Regions from separate parts of the Homo sapiens genome. Here region 1 is linked to region 2. The links are chromatin loops, found by intact Hi-C in ENCODE. Cell type or tissue: PC-9. All regions are shown on one strand. Links, peaks and the distances in the headings refer to the core of each region. The heading gives the core; the rest is flanking DNA. Region 1 overlaps TNC (tenascin C). Region 2 holds the start of LOC105376233 (a long non-coding RNA gene).

Region 1 (2,927 bases), core at 303-2,802, 240 kb before region 2:
TGTTTCTGTGATTGTAGAAGTGCTAGAGGTGTGTGTGGTGCAGGGAAAATGCCAGGGGCTGGAAGTGGGGAGAGCTGGCTCTGCTGCCAACTTCACTCTGTGACCTCAGGAAAGTCAGCTTTTTCTGGGCCTTGGTTTCTTCACAAAAGGAGGAGATTTAAAGTCTGTGGACTTCATTTTAAGGTGTTCTTGGGATTCCAAAGATGCCCCAGGCCAGGGGTTCTGTGTCATCAACCCTGCTTCACCTAAATGGCCTCCACTTTTATCTGCTTTACTTTTGGGGTTCAGACAGAGATTTTGTCTGAGTAAAGCGTTCTGTTTTTGGAATCCATTTGACCAGTGTTTGTCCTTGGGACTGTCAAGGGTTAACCTGTGCTGTTTCTATTTTACCTGGCCTGCAGTGTCCTTGAGATTGCTCACTGCCTTGGGAAAAACATGTTGTCATACAAGTAAGGTTCCTGCCTCCTAGTCTCTGCTAGGATAGGGAGTTAAATTGTACTTCCATTAGCCCCCTCCAGCTTCCCAAGCTTGGCCTGCTCTGGGCCCTCACGGTCCACTCACCTGACTGTGGTTATTGTCCCCATATCTCCCCATCAGGTTGACACGGTGACAGTTCCTGTACCAGAAAGCCCCTTTGTAGGACAGAGCACAGTTGGTGATGGCTGAATCTGTGTCCTTGTCAAAGGTGGAGAAGGATCTGCCATTGTGGTAGGCCATGGAGTCACCTGGGAGAGACAGAAAATATGGACCTGAGAAATCTCAGCTGAAATTTCCCTCCTGGACAGTAAAGGGCAGAACCAGAGGTGACAATTGAAAGGTTCTGGGTGTGGGACTGGCCTTGAACATTGATCCCAGAGTCAGCATTGAATGCGGAACTGAATGGGACATGAGTGTCACCCCAGTACTTATTTCCGACAGAAGCAGCATAATGTGGTGGGAAGAGGGCTGTGGCTGGCTTTGGAGAGTCTAGCTTCGAATCCCATCTTTTCACTTTTTAGCTGTGACCTTGCACAAGTCAAGCATCTTGTTGAACCTCAGTTTTCTCATCTATACAATGGAACCAGCACTTTGATTCTATATACTGAGTAGTGCCATTGTGACAATAAAGGTGTATGCTAAACAGGTGGCATGGCATACAAATACTTACTATGATTGTTATTTTTATGACTTTTCTGCATTCCCTTTCTATAAAGACCTCAGAGAGTAAGGTGAGAAGTATGCATTTAATAATGGCATGCTTTTCTCCCACATACAAATATTTATTAGTCATAATTAAGCCCTTCAGACATTAGATGTCCCTAAATAGTCTCTGTATCACATAGTTACTTTTTAAAGTATTCATCAGACCATGTTCCGTGATTCTTAGACAAGAAGCCCATTAACATGTACTACTATTTGGAAATCTAATTTGTAATTTAATATATTGAATTTTTGAAGCATTTCAGTACCATTGCTTTGTGGGTCTCCTCACTCCCAATCCAGACAAGTGCTGTGCACAAACATTTCAAGACTCTGAGGCATTCTACCGTCATAATTTGGAGCAAGTTGTCAAAGGAACCCAGATACCTTTTTAACTGATGATGCTACCCAGAGCATGAGGACGGCACGTAGATATTAATGAAACAGGATGCTCTCCTGCAGAAGGCCTGGGTGCAGCCAAATCACACAAGAAAATGCAGCCTTACAAACGTTATCTCAGTAAAGGGAAATATTATGGCTCATTCCTCAATGGAAGCACAAAGAGAGAGGAACAGAGGCCACATTCCTGCTGCTTAATGAATTTGCTTGCCCTGTAACATTCTTCTTCTTGCCTGAAGCCATCTCAACCAAAGAGGTATTCATTTCCAGGTAATAAAATGCCAACATTCTTTGAGGGATTCAAGAACTAAAGCAATGTTTGCCCCTGGGTGTCTCTCTTTATTATCACTAAACTGCCATCTCAAAAGAGCTTTGTGCCTCCTTAGGCTCAGCCTGGCTTTGGCAACCTTTTATCTGGAGACTTTTCACCTTATGGATGTTTTCTTTCAGGGCTCAGGGAGGCTGGAAACGTGCCAAGCTTCTATCTCTTCTGCTCTCACAAACATAACAGAAAGCCACCCAAAGTGGGCATGGGTTGCATGGGGGTGGTCCACACTCTCAGTCCTGACCCTTCTTTGTCACTGAGAACATTGTCGGATGCAGTTTTCTGCAGCCAGGATTGCATCCACCTTCTACAAGCTGTTTTACCTTGGACAAATCACTGAGCTCTTCTGAACTTCTTTCCTCCTCTGTATAAAAACAACGTCTTCATAAAATGGTTTTATGAGGAATAAATAAGATGAATGCAGGTGGAATATCTACAAAAGAGGATGGTACCTAGTAGGGCCTTAATACATGTTGTTTCCTTATTTATTTCTCCTCTTATGTGGAGCCAGGAAACCACACAAAACCACTTCAAGTCCAAGAAATCTTCAAGACTGGAATGAAGGTTATGAGCCAGACAAGGAATGCAGGGGCCACTTGAGAGGTGAGACCTTCTATTTATGAGGATGCAGGCTGAGACTAGATGACCACATGGCAGGGATGTCTTGGAAGAGATTCAAGCAGCTAGGTGATGGAGTGGATGGTTTGCTACTCAAGCTGTGGTCCACAGACCAGCAACACCAGCTATATTGGCATCACCAGGGAACTTGGAGAAGATGCAGAATCTCAGCCCCATCCCAGACAACCTGTGTCAGCATCTGGAGATTCACAAGATCGCCAGTGGGTCCATACACCCAGAGTAAATTGAGAAGTGCTGGATTGGATGAATATTAAGGCCTTTGGGGAATTTTTTTTTTAATCAGTCTACAACTGATATCTAAAACTGGGTAAGAAAGACACACTTTTTTTGAAAGATGGTCATTAGAAATCAATCCTGATTGCCCTGATTCCCAACATACTCAATG
Region 2 (2,927 bases), core at 167-2,666:
CTGGGTAATTTATAAAGGAGAGAGGTTTAATTGACTCACAGTTCTGCATGGCTGGGGAGGCCTCAGGAAACTTACAATCATGGTGGAAGGAGAAGCAAACATGTCCTTCTTCACGTAATGGCAGGAAGAAATGCTGAGCAAAAGGGGAAAAATCCCCTTATAAAACCATCAGATCTAATAAGAAGTCACTCACTATCATGAGAAAAGCAGCATGGGGGTAACCACCCCTATGATTCAATTACCTCCCCACCAGGTTCCTCCCACAACATGTAGAAATTATGGAAACTGCAATTCAACATGAGATTTGGGTGGGTACACAGCCAAACCATATCAATATGATATAGTAGAAAGAACATAGGGTTGGAATTGCATATAACTTTATTCAATATCTGGATCTCTCACTTATGAAATGTACAAAACAGTTACATAGATGCTTTTGTTTGCAAATGATATATAGAGTAAGAAAAAATAATTTTTCCATTAGATTTGCTGTTCAACACTTCACATGCTTTTATTTCTCCCTTGAAGGTCTTCCCCTTCTTATATACTCAGATAATGTTTGCTTAGTCTTTTAAGCTTAATTCAATATTTATTTCCTCTGTGATGACTTCAACTATTCCTCTCCCCCAGGAAGAATGGGTATTCTCTCTCTGACTCCCAGATTACTTCACACTATTGTAAATATCACACTAAACTGGAATAATTTATCTTCCCAGATGTATCCCTAGTTAGACTCTGCCAAGATTGGTCTTCATATCCACAATGCCCAGCCTAGTGCCTGATATCCTGTAAGTGTTCAAAAGTGTTTGTTTTGATATACTGGGCCTATATAAATAGAGTCATTTTCAGAATAAATTTACTATTGCCTGAATTTTCTGGATAATTTTGCCAATTAGTCATTGGTGATTGAATCACAGAGTCAAATGCTAGAATGCCAGATCTGACTCATCCAACTCATCATTTCTGTTCCATCTTTATAGTTATCATCATATCCACCTATCCCCTCCATTGGTATTAATATTTTCTTATGTTGAGAAAATAACATAAAAACTTAAGAACAACTGTAAAAACTGAATTACTTTACATTCATTCTAAGAACTTATGTGACATCAAGTGTATGAGATGATAATTATCTTCTAGTGCACATTACAATAATTTATAACTGCTGAAATGTTTAGAAGTTTGTCCATGTAGTACCCATAAACATTTTACATATTGCCAGTGAAACACAGAGTGTTTCCCAAAGAAACACTTAGCTTTGGGTCTTTCTTACTTACAAGTGAGGACTTTACATGTTCAGAGAAATAAATGTCTAACCTGTGGTCTCACAGCTGCAGATCCTGGACAAAAATCTTCGTCTTCTTAGCTGGCCTTCAATGACAGTTTTATGAATTAAGCCAAATATGTACATTTCCTTGGTTCCTCAGCACTTTGAACAGCCTTTGTCATTGCTTCAGGCTTTTGAGGGTAGGGTGAAAGCAAGACACTACACAGCTCCCTGCCTGTGCCCTAGCAACCAAGCACAACACAGATGGCCAGCCTGGCAATCTGCCCAGCAGACACTGATTGCATACCTGGTGGTAAGACACAATGGTGTTTGCACAGTGTGGTTGGCATTTATAGTGATAGGCAATGAAGACTGCATCCTGTGCCTTCAGGCCAGTTTGCTGGTTTCCAGACCAGAGGCAATAACTTTCCACTAGTGTAATGACAACTTGTCTCTTGCAGCTGGATCATGTTAGGAGAGTAGGAATTTTATTTTTGCTCCCTTTTCAATGGTGCCTTGTAATAATAGGGTAGTATTTTCCCAATATGTTTCTTGCCAGTTGTACACATGTATTGGCTCCTGAAGCCCTGAACATTCATTGGCATCAAAGAATGGGAATGGTCCCTATTTATAGGAGAGCAGTCCCCATTCTACAGGTGAAGAGAATACACCTTATACCAATCCAAGAAGCATTTATTATATGCCTGTTATTATTTGTTAAATTGAGTGAATGACTATTGTGTATAAGCCATTCTACCAGGCCTTGGGCATAGAAAGATACATAACATAAGCATGACTCAAGAGGCACTCAGACCAGTAGATGTGACAGACATTTAAACTAATAACATGATGAGTGGTCTAATAGAGGGGTGTACCTAGCACTGTGGGAACACAAAGGAGGGGGCTGTTAATCCTTCCTAGAGGTTAAAAATGAAAGCTAAATTGATGCTGAACACTGCATCCAGGGATATGCATTATGGCAAGTTGGTGAGAGCTCTTGTTCTGCTGCCTCACGAATCTGTGTTCAAGTTCCCACTTTGCTAATTACTCCTTTTGTAGTTTTAGGCAAGTCTCAAAGCTTTCCAGATCTCATTGTATATATAATGGAGACAGAGTTCATGCCTTATATATGTATATAAAGTGAGAACAAAATGAAATACTCATTATAAAGTGCTTAGCATTTTTTTCTGGCATCTAGTATGTGTTTAATAAATATTAGCTCCAGTTGTCATTCTTATCATTATTGTTATTATGTGATGATGATGTGGGTTGCCTTGCAGGCAGACTTATGATGTGGTATTATCATTGGCATCAGAATATGCTGGCTACAGATTCACCCTTGAGTTTGACTACCTATGTGTCTTTGAGCAGAGTCTTCACTGTTCTGAAGTGATTTACTTTACATGACCAAGATGGATAAGTAGGCCACTTATCATCATCTCCTAAGATTCCTTCTAAAAACAAATCTTTTGAACAAGGTTGGGCATTTCCAGAATTTTGGTTCTTTTAGAATGTCTCATTAAGCTTTCAGAGGCATTACTCATTAGGTTTCAGATATAACATGTTTTTGGAGAAATAACACAATATGATGTGGCACATTGCATTTTCTGGCGTATGAGCCAAATTTGGACTAGTTGCACAATCTCAAGATGCATGTAAG

Evidence for each region. Peaks named below come from ENCODE experiments on the same cell type or tissue, not always from the same donor. Only the 100,000 strongest peaks of a DNase experiment are listed, where the experiment ranks them.
Region 1: a loop joins it to region 2, with 9 times the contacts of the local background. A loop is called at or near these places in 4 of 110 quality-filtered maps.

What each region holds. Positions count from the first base shown.
Region 1 is chr9:115,023,412-115,026,338 of GRCh38, forward strand. TNC (tenascin C) reads right to left here. Exons shown (of 28, transcript NM_002160.4): 27 at 562-725. Among named protein-coding and RNA genes, the nearest start is that of TNC, 93 kb to the right of the region's middle. In PC-9, for the core only: no CTCF peak of the experiment used is centred there; a DNase peak (open chromatin) is centred at 1,820.
Region 2 is chr9:115,261,075-115,264,001 of GRCh38, forward strand. The region is part of intron 2 of DELEC1 (deleted in esophageal cancer 1); the gene reads left to right. It overlaps LOC105376233 (a long non-coding RNA gene), which reads right to left and starts at 1,469. Exons shown (of 3, transcript XR_930267.3): 1 at 1,318-1,469. In PC-9, for the core only: no CTCF peak of the experiment used is centred there; DNase peaks (open chromatin) are centred at 1,547 and 2,077; H3K27ac peaks cover 1,418 bases.